Linked DNA regions of Homo sapiens: regions 1, 2 and 4 are each linked to region 3. A link is an interaction called in ENCODE POLR2A ChIA-PET data of the cell type or tissue named here. Cell type or tissue: K562. All regions are shown on one strand. Links, peaks and the distances in the headings refer to the core of each region. The heading gives the core; the rest is flanking DNA.

Evidence for each region. Peaks named below come from ENCODE experiments on the same cell type or tissue, not always from the same donor. Only the 100,000 strongest peaks of a DNase experiment are listed, where the experiment ranks them.
Region 1: POLR2A ChIA-PET joins it to region 3 with 5 read pairs; 3 of 35 experiments call an interaction of 5 or more read pairs at or near these places.
Region 2: POLR2A ChIA-PET joins it to region 3 with 6 read pairs; 3 of 35 experiments call an interaction of 5 or more read pairs at or near these places.
Region 4: POLR2A ChIA-PET joins it to region 3 with 5 read pairs; 3 of 35 experiments call an interaction of 5 or more read pairs at or near these places.

The regions. Positions count from the first base shown.
Region 1 is chr4:2,045,291-2,049,251 of GRCh38, forward strand. No RefSeq gene overlaps it. Among named protein-coding and RNA genes, the nearest start is that of NICOL1, 5.3 kb to the left of the region's middle. In K562, for the core only: no CTCF peak of the experiment used is centred there; no DNase peak of the experiment used is centred there.
Region 2 is chr4:1,925,884-1,928,383 of GRCh38, forward strand. The region is part of intron 5 of NSD2 (nuclear receptor binding SET domain protein 2); the gene reads left to right. Among named protein-coding and RNA genes, the nearest start is that of NSD2, 56 kb to the left of the region's middle. In K562, for the core only: no CTCF peak of the experiment used is centred there; no DNase peak of the experiment used is centred there.
Region 3 is chr4:1,979,337-1,983,297 of GRCh38, forward strand. It overlaps NSD2 (nuclear receptor binding SET domain protein 2), which reads left to right. Exons shown (of 22, transcript NM_001042424.3): 22 at 1-2,856. It overlaps NELFA (negative elongation factor complex member A), which reads right to left. Exons shown (of 11, transcript NM_005663.5): 11 at 3,387-3,961. Among named protein-coding and RNA genes, the nearest start is that of MIR943, 5.2 kb to the right of the region's middle. In K562, for the core only: no CTCF peak of the experiment used is centred there; a DNase peak (open chromatin) is centred at 2,015.
Region 4 is chr4:1,921,480-1,923,979 of GRCh38, forward strand. The region is part of intron 5 of NSD2 (nuclear receptor binding SET domain protein 2); the gene reads left to right. Among named protein-coding and RNA genes, the nearest start is that of NSD2, 51 kb to the left of the region's middle. In K562, for the core only: no CTCF peak of the experiment used is centred there; no DNase peak of the experiment used is centred there.

The sequences.
Region 1 (3,961 bases), core at 554-3,053, 66 kb after region 3:
GCTTGGCTGTGGGACACTGGGTGGAGAGGCCTCCCCCTAGGCCTTGCGGGGCTGGGGCAAGGACAAGGTTTGGTAACGGGAGCTTCTGGCTGCCGGTAGGGAAGGGACTTGCGGGGCTTGTGAGGAGGTGACGGCAGACTGAGAAGGACAGCAGCCCCACGGCAGCAGAGGGTAAGAGGCCGCTGGATTCCGGGTGTGTTTGCAGGTAGAGCCTGTGGGATTTGGGTGGGGGGTGGGAGTGGTCATGGGGGTCCGGGAGGCCACTGGGGAGGTACGCCTGTAAAAGGAGCTGGAGAGAGAAGTCTGGGATCCCCTGTGGCCTGTTTGGGGGCAGAGGAGAGAAGAGGGCCCCTAGGGGTGACGAGCAGCTGTGAAGCAGGAAGAGAACTGAGCTGCGTCCCGGGCAGCCACAGCTGTGTCTCATGCCACCAAGGCCAAGCAAGGCAAGAGGACCACAGGGTCCATGAAGAGCGGGGAAGGCCTCGGAGGAGCAGAGCGGAGGGAGCCTGGCCACAAGCGTGGGCAGGGCCAGTGGCATTCACACTCAGTCCTGGAGCCATGGCGCAGCTTTCCTGCCAGGGGCTCAGCAACTCAGGGATGAGTCAACCCTGGCATGGCCGAGCAGTGACCTGGCACTGCAGTCTCTTTCTGGGACACCTTTTCTTTTCCTGGACCTGCTATTTCCCTGATCTTCCCTGCATTCCGCCCTTATGTCTGTAGCTTCTCCAGTGTCAGGGCATCCCCTTGGTCCAGGGCCTCTCCCTGTGTTCCCTGTGGGCCCTGCCTTCCTCCCTGACCGCTGGGTATCCCCACTGCCCACCTGCACTCCAGCCCAGAGCCGCCTTTCTCTGGATCCTATGTCCTCTTCTCCCTGCTGCCATGTAGAAAAGCGTGTGGGAGGGACACTGTGTCTGCTTGTCTGGAAGGCGGCTGCTGCCACAGTCCATCTGCAGGTCACCCTTCCTACCGCAGGGCCTGTGCATGTGCCCTCTGCAGGGACGCATCCCTTGCCCTGGGACCGGCCTCACTCTGCAGCCCTGTGTCCCTCCTTAAATAGTTTATTTTTAAGAGAGGGCCTTGCTCTGTCGCCCAGGCTGGAATGCAGTGGCCTCATCACAGCTCCCTGCAGCCTCAACCTCCCAGGCTCAAGCAATCCTCCTCACTGGGCCTCCTGAGTAGTGGGGCCCACAGTGCCGGTACCAGCCCACAGAGCCCAGAGCCTGTAGCTGGGTCCCCAGCGCACGCCGACACACCCAGCCCCGCATTTTCTTCTAAGCGTTTGTCCCTGAGGGGTCCCGGGGTGTTTGTTTCTTTCCTCCCTGCCACCCCACACTGGATTGTGAAGCCCAGGAGGGTGAGATCTGCTCTTCCCAGGCGCCCCTGCAGGCCGCGCGCTCCCCCAGTGGAAGCTGCAGGGAGGCTGCCTGGGCCAGGGCTCTGGGAGGAGCTGGCTACAGGGGTCCCCCGCAGCCCCTCCCTTCCTGCTCTGGGGGTCTTTGGGACGCAGGGCTGCATGGGGTGTGGTTTTGGGCCATCTTCCCATGGAAGATGCGGGGTAGGGCGAGCCTGGGGCCTTGGGCGCCTTTCTGCCACTCCCACCTCCCGGCCTCCTGTGGAGCCCCGTTAGGCGCCCTGTGGGCCTGGGGACCGTTTTGCTTTTCCTCCTTCTTCCTCTGGCCTCCCGGTCTGTAGTTCCACTTCATAAGAGACCTCGGCCCGCCCCCCGCCCCGTCTCACCCGCAGCTCCGTTCCACCCCGCCCTGCTCCCTCCCACCGTGGCCAGACCCGCGCCGTCCTGGGGTTCCCCTGGGCTGCTCGGCGGCTCCCCGCGCCCCTGTTCTTCCTCCCCACGGACTCGGGCTCGGGGCGTTCGCGGCGGGATAGGAGCGCCCCGACGGCGTTGGAGGAGACCCCGCAAGTCCGGCCTGGGCGTGGGCTCGCGGGTCCCCGCTCTGCCGTGGGTGGGGCTGCACTGCCCACGTCCGCTGCGTTGGGTGTGCCCTCCTCGAACCTGAGTATCCAAGCGGCGGAGGCCCGGGCGCCTCTCAGCTTGGCATCTGAAATCCGGACGGTCTCGGCCGCTCCGCTCCCAGGAAGGCGAGGCCTGCATGGGCCAGGCGGGGCGCGGGGGCAACTGGGGCAGGGGCAGGGGTCTCCGGTGAGGAGGGCGCTCAGGGAAGCAGGAGACAGAGGCGGAGGTGGGCGGCCAGGGAGGACCGACAGGTCTGGGTTTCCGCTCTTGCCCCACAGGCTGACCTGACCGAGCCTCAGTTTCCTCCTCTGTAAAATGGGCCCTTGGCGACAGCCTGGGGCTGATATAGGCGCTCTGCTGCTGGCGCTGGGAGCACCGTGTGGCCTACGGGGTTCTCCCCTTGTCGTGGGGAGGGGCTCTAGGCCCCCCAGCCCCCACCCAGAGCAAGTACCATGGTCTCCCAGACCTTCCAGGCTGCTTCCTGGAGCCCAGCCCTGACCCTTCCAAGCTGACGGTGTTCTGGTGCCTTCCAGGTACCTATGAACCCGGGGCTGGAGCACAGGCCTCAGCTGACCATCAGGGCTACTGGGGGTCACATGGCCACGGGCTTTGGGTGACTTGTAGGGGCTGGAGGGTGAGGCCAGGCAGGCTGGTGGGAGGGAGTCTGCAGATGGAGACTGGAAGGGCCACCAAGGCGTGCTGAGCAGGCCTCTGTCTCTGGGCCTGGCTGCTGGGGCCGAGCAGTGGCAGGCTCAGGCTGAGGCTGTGGGGATGAGGTGGAGAGGGCAGGGGCCGGCAGAGGCTGTGGCCCTGTAAGGGCTGGACCGCTCTCCTCAGAGGTCACTCAGGCCTTGGGGTCTGGGTGGGGACACTGCTCAGGAGCTCCTGGACAGTGACCATGGCTTCTCCCCTCTCCTGGCCCCCATCAGAAGCATGACAGCCTGTTCCCCCAGTCTCTGCTCTGGAGCCCCAGGCCCCCATTCAAAGCCCAGCCTCATCTTCCTCCAGCCCCCTGGCTCTCCAGGCGCGCCAGCCCCTCACTTGCCTCCACTGCCTGGTTTTTCCTGCCCGGACCCCTTGCGTGCTGATCCCTCTGCTGGGACGCCCTTCCTGCCGTCCACGTGGCCGACCTTAGGACGACACTGCGGAGCTGCCCCTGTGGCTGGGCAGGGACCCTGGTCAGCACTTGAGCGTCGGGTGCAGGGGTTGTTGAATGGATCAGCGAGTTCCTTCGAGATTGTCCATGACCCACGTTGCCTCCCTGGAAGGCGTGAACCTAAAGGGTTGCCCTGACCCTGTGCCCCGGCGCCGCAGTCCTCAAACCTGGCTCCGGTAAACTCTCCACTTCACATTAATTTTGCCTCAGTTTTTTCCCTTTAGGTCAACATATCTGGCATAAGTCAGCAGGCTTCAGTGACCCTCTTCCCTGACCACCTGGGGCTCCTTCCAGGACTTGGGGGTGGTATGAGCAGGAACCCACCATGCTCCCCTCACTCCAGAGGTTTCCTGGGTGCACAGGGGTGAGTCCTCCTGAATTCAGAGCTTTGTTTTCTTTTTGGTTGACATCTAGATTTTATTTGGAGTGTTTTTTAAACCTGCTTTTAACAGAAAGAGGGCTTCAGTCTCTGTCTTTGGACAGGGGACTCAGATAAACAGAGAACTCCGCCTTCTCTGCCACTGCCTCAGGGCAACGGGTTTAGGGCCTGGTATGGGCACCAGTCTGGCACTGGTGGTTTCACATCTTTGGGCCTAAAGTTACACAGCAAGCTTTAAAAATTGCAACTGCTGGGCTGGGCGCGGTGGCTCATGCGTGTAATCTCAGCACTTTGAGAGGCCAAAGTGGATGAATCACCTGAGGTCAGGAGTTCAAGACCAGCCTAGCCAATATGGCGAAACCCCATCTCTACCCAAAATAAAAAAATTAGCTAGGCACAGTGGCACGCACCTGTAATTCCAGCTGCTCGGGAGGCTGAGACATGAGAATCGCTT
Region 2 (2,500 bases), core at 1-2,500, 54 kb before region 3:
CTTGACCTCCCTAGGCTCAAGTGATTCTCCCACCTCAGCCTCCCTAGTAGCTGGGACTACAGCCATGTGCCACCACGCCTGGCTAACTTTTCTATTTTTTATAGGGATGAGGTCTTGCTATGTTGCCCAATCTGGACTCAAACTCCTGGCCTTAAGCGATCCTCCTACCTCAGCCTCCCACAGTGCTGGGATTACAGACATGAGCCAGTGCACCTGGCCGGCTCCAGTATGAGCAGCATTTTCACTAGCAGGCTTTTTGGGCCTGAATTTTTTTTTTTTTTTTTTTTTTTAAGACGTAGTCTCGCACTGTTGCCAGGCTGGAGTGCAGAGGCATGATCTCGGCTCACTGCAACCTCCGTCTCCCAGGTTCAAACGATTCTCCTGACTCAGCCTCCCGAGTAGCTGGGATTACAGGTGCCCACCACCACGCCCAGCTAATTTTTGTATTTTTAGTAGAGCCAGGGTTTCACCATGTTGGCCAGGCTGGTCTCAAACTCCTGACCTCGTGATCCGCCTGCCTCAGCCTCCCAAAGTGCTGCGATTACAGGTGTGAGCCACCGTGCCTGGTTTGGCTTGAATTTTTAATTTTTTTTATTTTTATTTTTGAGACAGGGTCTCACTCTGTTGCCCAGGCTGGATTGCAGTGGCACAATCACAGCTCACTGCAACCTCCGCCTTCCGGGTTCAAGCGATCCTCCCCCCTCAGCCTTCCTAGTAGCTGGGACTACTGGTGCACGCCACCACACCCAGCTAATTGTTGTATTTTTAGTAGAGACAGGGTTTCACCATATTGGCTAGGCTGGTCTCAAACACCTGACCTCAGGTGATCTGCCCACCTCGGCCTCCCTAAGTGCTGGGATTATAGGTGTGAGCCATTGCACCAGCCTGAGTTTTTAATTTTTAAAGGCTTTTCTACCTTTCCTGATCCTAATTTTTACACATCCATTAGATTGGAACCAGTGCTTTATGTCAGTTCTTTTTACATGCCTTGGTATTAGTTATCTATTGTTGCATAACATGTTACCTCAAAACTTAGTGGCTGAAAACAACAACATGCATTTACTGTCTCACAGTTTCTGTGGGCCAGGAATTTGGCAACCGCTTAGCTTAGTGGTTCTGCCTTAGGGTCTCTTGAAGTTGCATTTAAGATGTTACCTGGGGCTACATCATCCTAAGGCTTGACTGATGCTGGAGGATCTGCTTCCAGGGTACCTTCTCTCACTCATGCTGCTGGCAGGAGGCCTCGGTCCTTCACCATGTGGCCCTCTCCACAGGGCTGCTGGTGTGTCCTCACAACATGATGGGGGCTGGCTTTCTCCAGAGTAAGTGATCCAAGAAAGAGCAAGGTGGATATCTTTTATGCCCTACACTTGGAGTCATATGCAACCATTTCTGCACTATGTTATTGACTACGCCGTAAGCAGTAGTGGGGGCTTGAGCTCTAGGAGGCAGGGCTCACAGAGGGGTTGGGGGTCGTCTTGGAGGGTGGATACCTAAACATTCTTCGCTGAATCCTGAAAGCAAAAGAAAACTCTAAAAAGATGTTGGGGGGAGCACAGTGCAGTGCCTCATGCCTGTAATCCCAGCACTTTGGGAGGCCATGGCGGGCAGATCACTTGAGGTCAGGAGTTCGAGACCAGCCTGGCCCACATGGTGAAACCCCCATCTCTACTAAAAATACAAAAAGTAGCCAGGTGTGGTGGTGCATGCCTATAATCCCAGCTACTCAGGAGGCTAAGGTGGGAGAATCGCTTGAACCCAGGAGGCAGAGGTTGCAGTGAGCTGAGATCACGTCACTGCACTCCAGCCTGGGCCACAATGAGACTCTTATCTCAGAAAAAAAAAAAAAAAAAAAAAAAAAAAAAAGCCGTGTAGGGAGCAGGCAGGATGAAGGAGGGGAATGTAATCTGAAGACTCTAATTTGTAGAGTCTCCAATTACGTTGGCAATGTTTTAGTCAGCTGTGGGATTGTGGAAATTTGGTTTTCCATGTTTTTTTGGTATGTTTTAAATTTTTATTTATTTTTGAGACAGAATCTTACTGTTTCCCAGGCTGGAATGCAGTGGTGCAATCATAGGTCACTGCAGCCCTGAGCTCCAAGGCTGCAGTGATGCTTCCACCTCCACTTCCCAAGTAGCTGTGACTACAGGCACTTGCCACCATACCCAACTAATTTAAAAATAATTTCTTTTTTTTTTTTTTTCAAACACGATCTTTCTCTGTTGCCTAGGCTGGTCTCAAACTCCTGGCCTCAAGTGATCTTCCCACTTAGGCCTCCGAAAATGTTGGGATTATAGGCATGAGCCATGTGTCCAGCTTGTTTTTTGATATGTTAAGAATAAAGAAGTGGCCACTATTGAGTGCTTATCACATGTCAGATACCTTGCCAGTATGTTATTGTACAAAAGTATATCTAGTACTCCTCAGAATCACCTTATAAGGTAAATATAAATTATCTCTGCTTTATAGCTGGCTAACCTGAGCTTAAAAGTTGTAAGGT
Region 3 (3,961 bases), core at 697-3,196:
CCACTCGGGAGAGGCTGGGTGAGGCCCGTGTGAGGACTGACCCTGGATTCCTCGAAACTGCCATTGTGATCATTACTCTGCTCTTTGGAAATGGCTGTATCATTTTTTTGTACTAATGTGAATTGTTCCTCAGAAACGCTTCTTTTCCATCCTAGTGAGAAGCTGGCCCTGCAGGTGGTGGCAGCAATGGTGTTGTAAGATTTCCTCCCGTAGTTTTTTCTCCTCATGGATTTGAATGAAATGCCAATAACACGTCCACTTTCAACGTGTAGTTTACGCGGAGCACTTTCGAGGCCTGGCCGGGTTGGGCCTACTTCTCACCTGGGCCTATCTTCTGAACTCGCTAGGTTCTTATCAACATTTGGGGGATAACTTTGTATATTTTTTTCATTTGGCTTTTCTTTACCAGTTTCTGATTTTTATTCTCAATATATTTTTGCTAAACCTATTTCACAAATCACCACCGACTGAAGTGTGTGTTTACTGATGCGGCCCTGAGCTCCATGGCGAAAGGAGTGACTTTGCAGGGCGTGAGACCGCAGTCTGCTTAGAGCACAGGAAGTGACAACTTAGGGAGCCCCGTAGGGCGCTGCAGGCCCCGGGGACCCCAGCACGTGGGTCTAAAGAGAGACGGAGTCTAGCTCTCCTGCCACCCAGAGTGGCTTCCATCTCAGCACTCTGTGGGTCTGGTGATGGAAGATGCAGTCTCTGCTGATCACATGTGCCCTCTGCCAGGGCACCTACTGAGAGGTGCGGTCCTGGGGGTGGAGGCCTGCCTGGCAGGTGTGCGTGCCTCGTACGTGTGTTATGGGCACTGGTCTAGGCCAGGTATGACACCCACTCTCCTGTGAGATTTCACTTTAGTTTTTAAAAGGTCCAGTTCTACAGAGTGAGACCTATCTATCTGAGTACTACATATGTTTTAAGACTTGGTTCTTTTTTTGAGGGATCCTTGACCCTGGGAAGTCTGGAGCACCCTGAGAAGGGGGCACCATGTGTGCCTTTGCCCACGTGTCCTGAGGGGCTGCTTGTCTGGGAGGGAGGGAGAGAACATTCAGCAGCAGGTGCTTTTTTATGGCCTTTTCTTAAAATAACCTAAGGGGGACACATCCATCTTGCAGAGAAGTTTACAGAACTCCCCTTGAAAACTGCTGCTGAGGCTCCTGTTAAATTTTCTGTGGCATCTTTTATGCCTTGGTAAAAACTGCAGTGTCTTTGGACCTGAGAGTGGCTACTCCGTGGTTTTGTGACCTGTAAGCGTGGGGTTCAGGGGTGTGTGGCCCTGCAGGGTCCCACGCCTCCCTGAGCACTGACTGGAAGTTTCACTGGCTGGTGGCTGTCCCTTCTCCCATCAGGGTCCCCAGCAAAGTTAACTACACAGAGGACCCAGGGGAAACGAGCTGTGTAGCCACTGACTTGCTCGCGCGGCCGTGGCCTCTGAGGGGCACTCGCCGGTTAAGACAGGGTGGGAGTAGTGCTTTCCAGTTCAGACTCTAACTTCTCCCAAAGTGTCCTAAGAAAATACTGGATCGGCTCATAGATTTATGCTCCTTATGATGCCCTAACTTGGAAGGTTGTTCTAGGGACAGGCCGGGCAGTGTCCCCACACACACCTTAGAGTCGAAGGCCCCAGGGCCCCGCTGTCACTTGCCCAAAAGATCCCTTCCGGCAGGTAAGGGACTACCAATGCTTACGTCAAAACAGCAGAATCGGCTTTGCAGTGCACTTTGGGGAGCAGATATTAACTTATTTTTGTGTTGGACAGTAGTGAAATCTTGTGATTTTTAATCGCTTTGATAATACTTCCAAATTTTATGATTTTTCTGAAGGAAATAATGCAAACATTTTAAATATGTTTCTCCCCCTTTCCAAAAACTGTTAAACTAATGAGCAAGTAACACTAACTTTGAATGTCTCTACAATACCCGTTGATAACTCAGTGGAGCCAGGCTTTGGGGTAGCGGCCCTGAGCTTGCAGGGTTTCTCGCCACTGGGGCTGACCACGCCCCCAGCTGTGACCGTGGGTGTGGCTGGCTCTCGGCCCTGCCCAGCTTTGTTCTGAGGACGTGGTGACTTCCTGAACATCAGCTTCAATCCTCCATCATTAATGTGAAGCAAAACACAAAAACCGCCCCAATCCCTCAGGATTCCTTGGCATCCGAAACCAGCATCTGCACCTAAACCCATACCCACCCGTGTGCGCCCACAGGGGGATGTGTCCGAATGGGCAGCTTAAAATGTGGTCACCTGTGGGGGAAACTCTTCAGGCACCTGAAGTGAGAACCCAGCTGTCCGTCCTCAGGCCGGCCTTTCTTCCGGCGACACCCGTCCATGGCTGGCTGGGTCCCCTTCGCAGTGTTTGTCTGTCTTGACATCTAAACCCCGGCGTGTGCAGTGCCCATCTTCCAGGACTACCTTATTTTCCAGAATTAAACCTGTTTTATAATTCAAGTTAATGCAAATGACTGTCAGTTGCCAAATATCTTGATCCTATGAGTGTAGTTGATGACTGTTTGTTAGTCAGTAGAGTAAAATGCTGTGTCCACGGGGTGTCACAGCCTCACCATACCCTGTTGAGGTGTGAAATGCCCCGTCAGAAATTAAATACAAACTTAAATGTGCCTATTGGTGTCTAAACTTCATACAATGTAAGGTCAGATTCCTTTTAGGAATACTGGGTGCTGTCACCAGGTTTGATAGTTAGACTTAAAAACTTGAAATTCACTTTTTGGGGGGAGGGATATACTGAAATAGAGAGTTGAGACTTGCCAGTTGGGGGAAAATAGCATTTAAAATGGAAAGCTGTGTTTGGAAAATTGTGTATGAGTATTTTTGTATTAAAAACATTTTAAAGGCTTTTTTCTTAACTTATTTTATATGGGATTGTTTGATTTTTTTTCCAGTTACTTTGAATTGCAAAGCATCGGGTGTGGCACTGATGCCTCCGATGGGTGGGGCTCCCTGTCCTGACTGTGTCATTTTGCCTTTGACCTGACCCGCTGGGGAGAGGCAGTGCCACCTTGGGAAGTATAACAACAAATACTGGAAATAGCAGGCATAACTGACTGACTTTGGAAAAATGCTTTCTTCTTCTTTCAGAAATAATTTGCTTCCCAAATTCCCATTAAGGGTGAAATGGTCTAGAGAGAAGGAAGCACTGCTGTCCCCCAGCCCTGCAGTCGGCTGAGCCGGGTGGTCCCCAGGCCCACAGCCAAGTAAGTCAAGGGAGTACCCCGAGGGCTGATCCTACCTGTTCCCCACCCTGTGGGCCAGGGTGTCCTAGGAAGCCCCCAGCCCTGGCCCACCCCGTCCTGATGGCCGCCTAGGGAGGGACTGGGTCCCCGGAGCAGGGAGGACAAGCTGGCCCCAAACACAGCTATGGTGGCTTTCTTTAGAAAAGCTCGACTTTAATGGTTCAGATAGTTTTACAATGAAAATAGGTACCCAAAGACTGTCTTAAATGTCCACAACTATACAAAAGATGAATACAAAACTCCCAGGCAGGCACAGGCAGGGGACAAGGCCCACCGTCTCCCACGCTCTGGTGTGGTCGGGTGTCCCTGCCGCACCCCCAGTACCACCGTGCCACCTTGGTCCCCTCAACCCTGGGGGTAGGAGGGCACTGCCCCAGCGAGGGAAAATAGAAAAGATTTTAAAAAGTAAGAGTCTAACAGGCAGAGCTGTCACTAAAATTAGGAAGTTGTAACTTTTTTGGTTAATTTACTTACTACATTCAAAAATGTAACGTTGAGTCCAAAAAGTGTCTTAAATCACACAAAAAAGAACCCATATTAAAATTTTAAAAATAAGCCCCAAATACCCCAGAGAAATGCATCCAGAACTTAAAACAGGCTGGGTCAGCAGCAGGGCGGCGGCCGGGGGACCTCGGGGGCCAGGTGTCCGCCATCCGGTTACTTTAAGCTGGCAAAGCCATCGTCCCGTGGACCCCCACAAGTGACGG
Region 4 (2,500 bases), core at 1-2,500, 59 kb before region 3:
TCTTTAAAATCATGAACGAGGGCCAGGCACAATGGCTCATATCTGTAATCCTAGCATTTTGGGAGGCTGAGACAGGTGGATCAATGAAAGCTGGGAGTTTGAGACCAGCATGGCCAACATGGTGAAACCCCGTCTCTACTAAAAATACAAAATTTTACCAGCTGTGGTGGCGAGCGCCTGTAATCCCAGCTACTTGAGAGGTTGAGAAAGGAGAATCGGTTGAACCTGGGAGACGGAGGTTGCAGCGAGCCAAAATCACGCCAATGCACTCCAGCCTGGGCAACACAGCAAGACTCTGTCTCAAAAAAAAAAAAAAAAAAAGAATAAGACAGGAAACCATTTTTCACCATTTAATAAACGTTGTACGGAAAATAGTAGCCAATATTAGGCCGGGCGCGGTGGCTCACGCCTGTAATCCCAACACTTTGGAGGCCGAGGTGGGTGGATTACTTGAGGTTAGGAGTTCCAGACCAGCCTGGCCAACATGGTGAAATCCCATCTCTACTAGAAATGAAAAAATTAGCCAGGCGTGGTGATGCGCGCTTGTAATCCCAGCTACTCAGGAGGCCGAGGCAAGAGAATTGCTGGAACCTGGAGGCAGAGGTTGCCGTGAGCTGAGATCACACTACTGCACTGCAGCCTAGACAATAGAATGAGTCTTCGTCTCCAAGAAAATACTAGCCAGTATTATAAAGGAATAAATAAAGCTGTCATTGTTTGCAGAAGTCTATGTAGAAAACTCAAGAGAATGTACAGAAAATCTTTTAGAATTAATAGAGTTCACCAGGATATAAAATTAACATACAAGTGCAGCATCAAAGAGGAAATGTAATGTTAAAAAAGATACCATTGATAATAGAAACCAAAATGTCAGGTACTGCGGAATCAATATTACGAAATATGCATGTAACTTTAGAGAAAAATAACTGATATTTTAGCAGACCTCAATAAAGATGTATTTATATATAGGAAGATTCAAGCTTCTGAAGTTGTCAATTCTCCCTTTAATAATCTATAAATTCAGTATAATTCTAATAAAACTTCCAACAGGAATTTATTTGCCCTTTGTAAGTGGATGCTGCTGTGGCCACATTTGAAGAGAGGCTTGGCCTGAGGATTTGCTCTACCAGATAGGAAGTTATCTTATTTAAAATAGCAGTATTTGGCCAGGTGTGGTGGCTTACGCCTGTAATCCCAGCACTTTGGGAGGTCAAGGCAGGCGGATCACCGGAGGTCAGGAGCTCCAGACTAGCCTGGCCAACATGATGAAACCTTATCTCTACTAAAAATATAGAAATTAGTTGGGCATGGTGGCAGGCGCCTGTAATCCCAGCTACTCGGGAGGCTGAGGCTGGAGAATTGCTTGAACCTGATAGGCGGAGGTTGCAGTGAGCTGGGATTGTGCCATTGTACTCCAGCCTGGGTGACAGAACAAGATTCTGTCTCATAAAAAATAAAATAGCAGTATTCACGCAGGGCAGTGATATGGCCCAAGACGGGGCCCAGAACAGGCTCTCGAGCATGTGGACATGGATGGGAAAGCGCTGCAGGCCAGTTGCGTGGGAGGTCTGCACTGGACGTGGTGCTGGGACCACTGTGATTTATGAACTTGGCCAGCATGGGAGAGGAGCTTTGTCACCATGGGAGAGGGAAGGATTTCTTAAATAAGCCAAACTAATAACAGGCTATAAAGGCTATAAAACTATGTATGTTAAAATGAAAATCTAGGCCAGGCATGGTGACTCACGCCTGTAATCCCAGTACTTTGGGAGGCTGAAGCGGGAGGATTGCTTGAGCCACTGCACCACTTCAGCCTGGGTGACAGAGACCCTGGCTCAAAAAAAAAAAAAAAAAAAAAATTCTTATGTGTCAAGGACACCATCGACACAGTGAAAGGACAAATTCTGTAAAGAGCCGAAACAATTCTGAAGGAGAAGGGCAAGTTTCTTGGAGAGCCAGTAAGTGCATGAAGAGATGCTGCTCAACTGCGGCCATGCCCAGGAAGCTGTATGTTACGATCCTGGTGGGATGGTCCTTCACAGTCATCCTTCACAGTCATCAGGTGAGCAGACATCAAACTCAGAACAGCCAGGGATTGAGAAGATGAGCAACAGTGGGACTCCTCATACAATGCTGGTGAAACATCATTTATTACACCTGTTTTGAGAGAAATTTGGCAAGATCTAGTGAAATTGAAGATGTGCCTTTTTTTCTCTTACAGTTTTACTCCTAGATATTTACCCTAGAGTAATTTTGCCCTTGCACGCAGAGAGACCACAGTGTCCAAAACCAAAAAGCTACCCAGTGACAGACTATGGTATGTTCCTACAGTGTAACTACACATCAATTAAAGTGAACTCATTGGATGTCAAAGCAGAAACAAATTGCTGAAGGGTATGCAGATTCTATCACTTGTGTAGTTTGAAAAGGGCCACATACCCACAACTGAGTTTAACTTATCCCTTTCTCTGCGTCCATCTAAAAAGTGTAAGTGGGCAGC